Linked DNA regions of Homo sapiens: region 2 is linked to region 1. Evidence: chromatin loops called from intact Hi-C (ENCODE). Cell type or tissue: HepG2. All regions are shown on one strand. Region 1 overlaps WWOX (WW domain containing oxidoreductase). Region 2 overlaps WWOX (WW domain containing oxidoreductase).

Region 1 (5,000 bases):
TACAGTAGGTATGGAGTGAGTGCAGAGTCACCATCAGCTTGAACAAATGTGTGTATCTGTGGTCAAGTTTAATTGCTTCTTCTGTAATTTATATTAATCACGCTTCCATTGCTTGCCTTTTGTTAATACGTATGCGGCCATGTGATGATTTTTTAAAAGGTCATCCAGTATCTTGATGTCCAGTCCATGCTTATAACCTGAGCAGTTTATGTACTCTTGAGATGGTATGTGCTAAAAATGAGTAGCTAGTCTGAGTGGCAGCCTTACCCATTTTATTTTGTGGGCAGATTTCTTTTACAGTTCTGGCTGGGTTTCTTTTAGTTGGCTTCTTTGCTTTGCTCCTGTTACGACTTAGCCCTGTAGCTCTGGGCTCTTCGATTCTCACGTGCTGATGGTGTAGCTGAGCTCTGCTAATGCTGGTTATTAATCTGACAATCTATACCAGGGAGGTTTTATAATTGCCATAATTCTTATTTGCTCCATTCCATTTCCCAGCTTCTCAAATGGGGTGGCAGCTGCAAAGCACAGTATTTGAACATGAAGTAGAGAATCGTCACTTCAGCTTATGATTTTACATTCTGTCAAGGCTGCAGGGAAAGCGGTCATGTTTCTGGATGGTATTTGGATCTACAAATTCCAAGCAAACTTTTTACTTCTTATTATGTAAAATGGAAGGGTTAGCCAAATTAAGATCTCACCATCAACCTTGAGGGAGTGACTTCTACATGCCGTGTATTACTGGTTATAAAGCTAGTCTTGTTTGGATTGAAGAATTTAATCATATTTAACTTTTCAAAGGATGCTTTTTAAAAAACCTTATCCGCGTGTTATGTTTAAACTGAGAAGTACCTGAAAGTGAAAATTTTATTTATTTTTACTTTTTTTGAAAGATGGAGTCTTGCACTGTCACCCAGGCTTGAGTGCAGTGGCTCAATCTCGGCTCAGTGCAAGGTCCACCTCCTGGGTAAAGGAGATTCTCCTGCTTCAGCTTCCCAACTAGCTGGGACAACAGGTGTGTGCCACCACGTCCAGCTAATTTTTGTATTTTTATTAGAGACGGGGTTTCACCATGTTGGCCAGGCTGGTCTTGAACTCCTAACCTCAAGTGATCTGCCCGCCTTGGCCTCCCAAAGTGCTGGGATTACAGGCTCACGCCACCATGCCTAGCTGATTTTTGTATTTTTAGTAGAGATGGGGTTTCACCATGTTGGCCAGGCTGGTCTGGAACTCCTGACCTCAGGTGATCCACCCGCCTCGGCCTCCCAAAGTAGTGGAATCACAGACATGAGCCACCATGCCTGGCCTGAAATAATTTCAAATTAACCCCTGAGGAACAAATGCTCATGACTTTCAATGAATAGAAAAATCAGACTGCTAGAACCTCCAGACTGCATGTCATGCGTAGAAGTAGAATCCTGGGGAAGCTAGCTCACAAAAGCAAGGGAGATACCTGCAAGGCTGAGCTGAGCTTGCAAGGGAAGAAAAATATTAGAGAGTTGTCACATTTAGAAATAAGTGATTCCAAATTTACAGTCAATGGACTGTAGATGCCTTCCATCTTCTTAAGAGATTTTGTGCCTCTTGCACAGGTATTATCCCTAAGATGTGTTTTCTTCAATGTACCTAGACTGTTTCCTTAAAGAATTGCTTTTGTATGGTACGGCTCTATGTGTCTGTGTTTCTCATGTTGGTTAGGAGAACTAACCCTTGTGACGAATAAGAAATGGCAAACATTGTTAATGTTGACTTTACTAGTTGCTCAAATATTAGCATTGGATTTTAGAGTCAACATGCTAGCAGGATGGCTTTATTTTAAAACCATGTGATAGAAAGCTATCTGCTATTATTGATAGCATTTCTGGATGGCTGTCAGAAGTCTTTCTTTAGAAATTTAACCATATTTTTAATGGTGGGCATTGCAGTCAACAATAGTACAGACTTTGCAAAGACTATTTTTTTTTTTGGGTGCAGTGAATACTTCGCAATGCCTGCTGAATTTTACCTATTCTGTAAGTCTTTTTGGGAACCGTTGAGCCCCTCTTCTCTTAGTTGCCTTTAGCCTTTGTTTTTATTATGACAATTGGTATGAAATTTTTCCTTTTCATTACTTCTTTTATTCAGAGCACACCTCTGGCTTATCTCTTCATTCTCTGTTTAGTTTCATATTTTACTTTAATTTCTGTACATCAATATCTGCCATTATAGTATTTAAGCTCTTGGAAACATCAGGCATTTGTTAACTTGTTGAGAAAATAAAGCACTCCACTGTTGTTATGAGCTGCTTATGGCAAGTGAAAAACTCACAATATTTGGCCAAACTTGGGATCATTTAGGTGTTGTTTGCAATTAATGGCAGGAGATATTTTCCTTGTTGTTAAGAGTATAACGTTGGTTTTAGAAAGCTTGATCTATGTTTTTCTCCATGTTAGATGTGAAAAGAACCAGGAGAGTGTGAGGATATTGGTAATATTGTCATATGGTGATCCCACTGTGGATAGATACGCAAGAGAGAAAATCCAGAAGAAAGCATTTCACTGAAGCCTGGGGACATTTCTGGTGACAAATGGTGCTGATGGCACAGTGAGAACGGGAGAGGGCAGAAGCAATGCACAGATAGAAAGGGTGTCACCTGCGCATTGAAAAATCCCAGTGCCATAACAATGCAGTCCCTGCAATACAGACAAACCTGACTCCCACCATTCCTGTAAATGAAGATGGGGCCTTGCTGAGAAATAGAGGATGCAGATTCCACCCTCAGGCTTCCCGTCTTGGGATGCAGAGAAAACTCACCCACGTGCAACAACTCAAGAGTCGTTATTTACCTAGCAAAGTGTTCACATGACAGTGTTTGAAATGTACCACGTGCCTTTTCATGTTTAGTTTAGAGCTTGACACTAGAGCTCTACTGTGGTTTACCAAGTGTGAGGGACTATTTCTTTCTGAGAAGGAGGGGAAGCTTTAGTTTCCTTGAATGTCTAATAGAGTCTGAGTTTCCTTTTAGAAGCATAAAAGACGTACAGTAGGCAGAATCTGGATTTTTAACTATACAGTTGCTGAAGTTATCTTCAATTCAAATCTTCTAAATTCAATTTTGTTAATGTTGTTTAGATATTATTATAGAAGCCAGCTTTACTGACTTCTGCACATTTAATCATAGGAGATTCTTCCATTCTGTGAACTTAGATTTCTTTTTTCTATCCATGACATTTATCTAAATCAGGCTTTCTTTTCTTTCTACTAAATTTTTCAATTACCAATAGGCTATGAGAATAATTAGACTGACAGTATTACTGAAAAAAAAACAAAACAACAACAACAAACAACAAAAAAAACACCTTCCACTAAAACTGACTCAAAAAGATAATAGCAGGGAAAATGACATGTCGATCTGTGATTCCTTTTTTACTTGTCAGTCCTTTTGGGAGTTGAACATATAAGCACATGTACCTCTATGTGACTTTTGAGACGTCTAGAATAGAGAATTCACCTTTGTAGCTGGAATTTATTCAGCATGCAAATGTGGGTGGGTGATTGTTTTATAGATGCCTGGTGTTGAATGATGGGCAGTTGTGATAACTATATATAAAATTATATTAAAGTCCAAGAGGTGCTTTTATGAGGCAGGCTGGAAATGGCATCCGATTTTCTTATGGCTTTTTCATGTCCATTTTGATGAATCTATTTATTACTTCTATAATGAGTAGTACACATGGTTGGTTAGCCAAGTTATTGAACTTTATCAACCTTGGCTGAAATTCACAATGCGTGCCAAACTTGTTGTAACATGTAAGAAATTACATCTGGGCTAAAAGGTTCAATAATGATTACTCTTATAATGGAATCTTCTACAAAGCAAGGGATTTCATGATATCCCTATGCTTTTAAAAAATTATTGTGATACAGTGAAACAAGGAAGAACGTGTAGCTGGAAAAATAGTATTTGCTTGTAATATACATTCAGATTCATAACAGGCTTATTTGATTCCCAGGACAGGGTGAGCAAAGGATGCTGTTTCCTGGGTGTCTGCTTTGGTGTTCATTGAGTCATGTCTCTCTCTTTAGACCTTACTGGATCTAGTCTTCATCATGGGGCCTGTGAGCTCTTTCAAATCTAGAGGACAAAACCTAATAAAGTGCTGTCATATCACATCTGTTTATGAGTTTCAAACTGAAATGAAATGTGTAGCCGTGTTATTCTTAAATTACAGAGACTTGAGGAACGTAGAGCTTTTTACTCTCACTAGAGAAATCTAAGCACAGGTTGGTTCGTTAACCTGTAAAGAGATGTTTGGGTTTTAAGAGGTCTATCAAATAACACAGTTTCCCTTTCCCAAGTTACTACCTAACTGAGCAGTAAGACCACCCATTAGGCAAATGGAAGACCAAAACATCACCTGAGTCATTCATGAAGCTGATACTGGAGAATATGTATAGCTGTGTGAGCTGGTGGGCTTTCTAATCCTGACCACCACAATTAGACAGGGTAATGGGTCAGTGCTAGGTCAGGCCAGACCTTCGCAGAGGGCAGACCCCATTCATGCAGCATGTTCAAGACAGTGCAGGAGAGCAGGGTGTGTGCTCTCTGTAAGAGGAGAGGAGAGGCAGAGCTGCGTGTGCCCGGTTCTCAATCCTGGAATTACCATTCACATACCATTCACAACATAAGTTGGATCAGCTCCCTTGAGCAGGAATAAGTGAGTGGCAGAGGGGGTCAGGGATGTTAACGCAAATGGAGATCCCTTCACCCAGAAAGACACATCTGAAATGGAGAAGATGCCTTTTTCCTCCTGCAACCAATAAGAGAGTGATGAAAATTATGACGCCTTGGGAAATAAGACTGCAACGTAAATGTGTGTCCACCCCCTAGTTTTCTTTTGGATTGTGAATCCTCACCCTCCGATAACTAGACGTGCTGTTTTGACGTCTATGCTTTCCAGCTTGCCAATTCTGGGGCCTGGCACAGTATCTTTCACCCCGGAGTCTCAGTTTCCTCATCTGTA
Region 2 (5,000 bases), 66 kb after region 1:
ATGTAATGGTATATATACATGTAAGTTTCCATTTTTGCTCAAATTGCTCTGGACAGTTCTTTGCTCTGGGAGTTCTTTACTCCCTTTCTCATAAGAAGAGGCTGTTTGTACCCTGATCAATCCCTCTACCTCTTCTTTTCCCCTTTCACCCGTAACTTCTGCTACTTATACTTCTGCCTTATCATGGTCCATAACATTCACCTTCCACTCTGTAGCCATAATTAAATCTCCCATGCATCCCACTTTGGGAGGCTGAGGTGGATGGATCACCAGGTCAGGAGATTGAGACCATCCTGGCTAACACGGTGAAACCCCGTTTCTACTAAAAATACAAAAAATTAGCCGGGCATGGTGGCACGTGCCTGTAATCCAAGCTACTCGGGAGGCTGAGGCAGGAGAATCACTTGAACCCAGGAGGCGGAGGTTGCAGTGAGCCCAGATCGCACCACTGCACTCCAGCCTGGGTGACAGAGCGAGACTCCATCTCAAACAAACAAACAAACAAACAAACAAACAAACTAAGAACAACAACGAAAAAACTCCCATGTATTATCTATGGATTGACTGTAAAATATGAGAAGCAATAAATATGTTCATCACTAGGGCCATCTAGAAATTTCTAACCCAAGGGTCAACTAATCTTTCCCTGTGTTGTATTTCCTGCTCTGCGGATCCGGCATCATGACCTTTGTACTACCCAGGAAAGCCAGTGTTCTCATGGGCTCTTCTCTTTTTTATGCTCTACCAGATGCTAGCACTGTGGCATGCCATTCGCTCACTAGCAGCTTAAAGGGTACAGGTTCTAAATCTCCTTAGTGCTACTCACCTGTTATTTCTGAGCCTGCGTAGATGATCTTCTTTTATTCAGACGTCTGTGTCACATATACATGACATCCTACCCCCTTCCCATAAAAAAAATCACATTTGTGAATGTCTCTCTTAGGCTGAGTTCCAGACTCCAAGATCCCTCTTCTCTCTTGTCAGAATCCAGCAGCTGATGGCATTTATGTCTGTAGATTTCACTGTCAATGAGTCATTGACAGGCTAAGCAGGCTGTTGGATGGAGTGATCAATGGTATGAGGGAAAACACTAATGTATGCAAGAAGAGCCATTTCCTAGTAGGAAAAATATTTATGTATGGAGCCACAAAGGTGATCGCTTCAGTAGAAATCACCAAGGACCTGGTAGTCAATGTGCAACCTAATTTTCTTTCAAAAGCTGTAGGAATGGCAAGGGAGGAAATAAATAATGCATTTCTTTATATCTCCTGTTTTAAGTTACTGAGTGTCGCCAAGAGATTTCTAAGGCCAGACATTGAGTCAGCTGTAAAACTGGAAGGAGCAATGTTTGCTGACTGTTGCCTCAGCCGCTGACCCTGATCTCCTCTGCACGTAGTAGGCAGCTTAAAAATTCCTCGCCCGACTTCTGATTTTCACGTGACTCACTGCTTAGTTGTCTGGGTTTGTTTTAATTCCTTTCCCCCTGCTGACAGTTCTTTAAGTGGATGTCTATAAAGGTTGGGGCATTCGCTCTTACAACAATAGGAAAAGAAAGGAGGAAGGAATAAAAAAGAGAGAAAAGGAATAAAAAAAAGTTTGGTTTAGATGTCTGATTTCTCTGAGCCTCAGTTTCCCAGCATGTAAAATGTTGTGAGGGCTCACACTGGTCTTGTCCAGGTGCTTAGTAGAGCATCCATTACACCATAAAGTATCACAAAAATTTTTAATATCATCATTATTACTGTGCTTTCCCTTGAGTTTTTTTTTTTTTAAATCAGTTAATCCACATACTGGCAGATCTGACTTCCTTGTTTTAGGCCCTGGGGAATTTTTGTTATCTGTAGAGCTGGATTAATTTTACAGTGTGGTGCCTTTGCCCAAGGTGAACCTGTCTGTTTATAGAAAGTGTCACCAAGTTCTGTCTTGGGCCCGTCCACTCGGTTATATGTGCTGGACCCTGGGTGGAAGCACTTTGCACGTGTGCATTCACGATGGGCTGTGCTGGAGGGGAAAACAGGCATCACTCCCAAATTCTATTCATGCAATTAAAAATTCCTTTCATTTTTATTTGTGAGAGGGTATGGGTGCACAGCAGACGGCAAACAGAAGAAAAGCTTTTGATTGAAAGGTAAACATTTACTTCTGCCTTTTAAATAGACATAGCAAGTCTCTTTACTCTCATGGAAGCAGTTATAAGGAACATAGAGCTGAAGAGAATATGACCATTTCTGGTCTTTTACTATGCTCGTATTAATCCACCCTGGATAGAAGGGACTGTACTATTTGGAAACACCTAAATAAAATGTTTTTGTCTTAAGGTGTTAAAATGTACTCATTAATGTGGCAGTGTATTCCTTTTCTTCTGTGATCGTTGAAGTAGGGAAGGAATTTCAACTAAGAACCAAAATGATTGTCTGTTAAGACACTTATTTTTTGAGAAGACAAATTAATATAACATTATTATGTGGGGAATGTGGAAAGGCTAAGGTTGTATTGAAAACTTATTAAGCTTATGAGAATATTGAAAGCATGAGGAGGCATGACCGGAAGGTATTAATGATTTGGGCTTGATTATTCTAAGACTGTATTCTAAGTCTAAAATGTTGATAACTAAGACCTGAAATGATAAATGTTTGGCAAAACCAAATAAATGAGTAGCAGGTTGAAAAAAGAGGCAAGAGAGAAGTAGATATTTATAGTTTTCTAAAACAATTTAGTCCCTTCTGGAAGAGAGTCCTACCTCAGCCATGCCTACCAGGTTGTGTTTGTGGGATTATTTCTGAGTCACCCTTAAGCTCATCTTTACCCCTCTCCCAGACCCCCAGTCCCCTCACTGGGCATTCCTTGGATTATTTATTTATTTATTTATTTATTTATTTATTTATTTATTGTTTGAGACAGTCTCACTTTGTCACCAAGTCTGGAGTGCAGTGGTGTGACCTTGACTCACTGCAACCTCTGCCTCCCAGGTTCAAGTGATTCTCTTGCCTCAGCCCCCTGAGTAGCTGGGACTACAGGCACGTGCCACCATGCCTGGCTAATTTTTTGTATTTTTAGTAGAGACGGGATTTTGCTATGTTGCCCAGGCTGGTCACGAACTCCTAAACTCAGGCAGTCCACCCGCCTCGGCCTCCCAAAGTGTAATCCTGGATTATAGGTGTGATCCACCACACCCAGCCTTCCTTTTGTTTTTGATTTTTCCTCTTTAAACTCTACTTGTAACCACCCCTTTCCTTTCCCAAACTTTTACTAGCTTCTTCCATCCTGGACTTGCAATCTGGCTGAAAACCTGCTAAATAAGGGAACAATTTTGACATGGCTCCTGTACTCCCCACAAACCTAGTTGATTCCAGACCAGTAATGTCTTGGGGACAGTGTTGTCCCATCTTCCTTTCTAGGCTGGGCTCAGATTACTGACGTGGAAGAGTTGTTGGTCCTGGTGCAACATGCCATGACCATGAGGCCTCTGGTAGAAAGGAAGGAATGAAGGGTGGTTCTCCAAACCCTTGGCCCATGCCTCATCCTTCTGTTCCCTTCCTTTTCCAGGTACGTAGCTGGTCAGGTTTCTTAAATTCCGTCGATCTGGCTTTATCCATTTTAAGCCTTAGGTTGTTGGAACATAGCTAAGTTGGTCACCTTTTCAAGAATTGAATCTCAAAAAAGCCATGTAGACCTCGGTTGTAACCATCACATTCATTGACTTGGTTGTTGATCTGTTTGTCAGATCAGTTTTCTGTTTGGGGAACATTTTTGTAAGTGCATGTATTTCAGCTTTTAACATTTTAAAAATAAAATTTCATTGGGAAAGAAATTTCATTCGACTGGAGTACCAGGAACTTAGAATGAATCCATTTGTCAGCAGTATTTATACCCTGTCTAAAAGAGTGTCCTCCCAGTTCTCTGTCTCTGTACTGTGTCCCCACTTTAAAAAATAGCTCAACCTCTCATTATATTTGCAATTTTTTGTTTTTTTCATTGCCTGGTGGGTTTTTTTTTTTTTGTCTTTTTAAATGCTCCATGTAGAAAAGAATTCCTGGAATAGTTCTTGGAACAGCATAGGTGAATAAATGAGCAATTATTTTGTCCTCAGCACTATAACTGATTTGAGAAGGTCAAAACAGAAAATAAAAACATGTTTCAGTAGTACCAGTTCCTGCACAGGCTGTCTGCCAACTATGGAAGTAAAGGGAATAGAATTAGGCTGTCTGGATTATAGTGGGAAAACAAAACACAATCACATCCTGCCTCAGCCTATCCTTGAACTGGTGTCTTTAGAAAGGGGAGGTCAAGTAAAGGCCATAAGGCTGGATGGTGGGGAAGAAAGAGGCCTGGGAACAGGTGAGAAACTGCAGAGCCTGGCGGAGTTCATTTAACCTCACTGTGGTTCTGTTGGACTTAGTGCAAAATCAAGAGACCCACCTTTGCCTGCCCATCCTGCAATGGTTTGGGGGGCCCCAAGTAGATGACTGGGGAAGATGACTGGGAAACTGCAGCACTGGTTCATGTTCTGGGACAAATCAATATTAAGCAAGTTTAATGATGGGTAGGTTCATTCAAAAGGGAAATATGTTTCAATGGAGAAGAGAAATTTGTTAGGTTGTATAATAAATATTTTGAGTGTATTTGGATAGAAGTTTATGACGGAAAAGGCAAAATTCTCTGTGTCTTTATGGGGAGATATTCGATATGTTTTTTCTTGGCAGAAATAAAACATATTCAATAATATAATTAGGCAAACTTGTTTTAGTTGACAAGAAGACCGTATCTCCGTCTGCAAGATGAAGGCAAGATCAAGAGATGTCAGTTAACATTCTTGCGACCACAGGTAGGGAGGAGAACTGGGGAGGAATTTATGGATAGGTGAGAGCATAAAACTAGATGCGGAAGGGATGGGGGAGCAGGTAAAATAATGAGGCTCAATGTTCAAGAAGGTCTTGGGCAAGCGCGTGCTAGTTATTTTCCTCACTGGTGTGGTCGTGACAGATGAATCACATTTTACT

Evidence for each region. A loop is a pair of places that touch in the nucleus more often than their neighbours do. Peaks named below come from ENCODE experiments on the same cell type or tissue, not always from the same donor. Only the 100,000 strongest peaks of a DNase experiment are listed, where the experiment ranks them.
Region 2: a loop joins it to region 1, with 3 times the contacts of the local background. A loop is called at or near these places in 2 of 110 quality-filtered maps.

The regions. Positions count from the first base shown.
Region 1 is chr16:78,132,392-78,137,391 of GRCh38, forward strand. All of the region lies in intron 4 of WWOX (WW domain containing oxidoreductase), which reads left to right. Among named protein-coding and RNA genes, the nearest start is that of WWOX, 35 kb to the left of the region's middle. RefSeq lists an enhancer at 2,477-2,646. In HepG2, a CTCF peak has its summit at 2,590; DNase peaks (open chromatin) are centred at 1,730, 2,620 and 2,850.
Region 2 is chr16:78,198,826-78,203,825 of GRCh38, forward strand. All of the region lies in intron 5 of WWOX (WW domain containing oxidoreductase), which reads left to right. Among named protein-coding and RNA genes, the nearest start is that of WWOX-AS1, 40 kb to the right of the region's middle. RefSeq lists an enhancer at 1,267-1,561. In HepG2, no CTCF peak of the experiment used is centred here; DNase peaks (open chromatin) are centred at 706 and 2,086; H3K4me3 peaks cover 465 bases.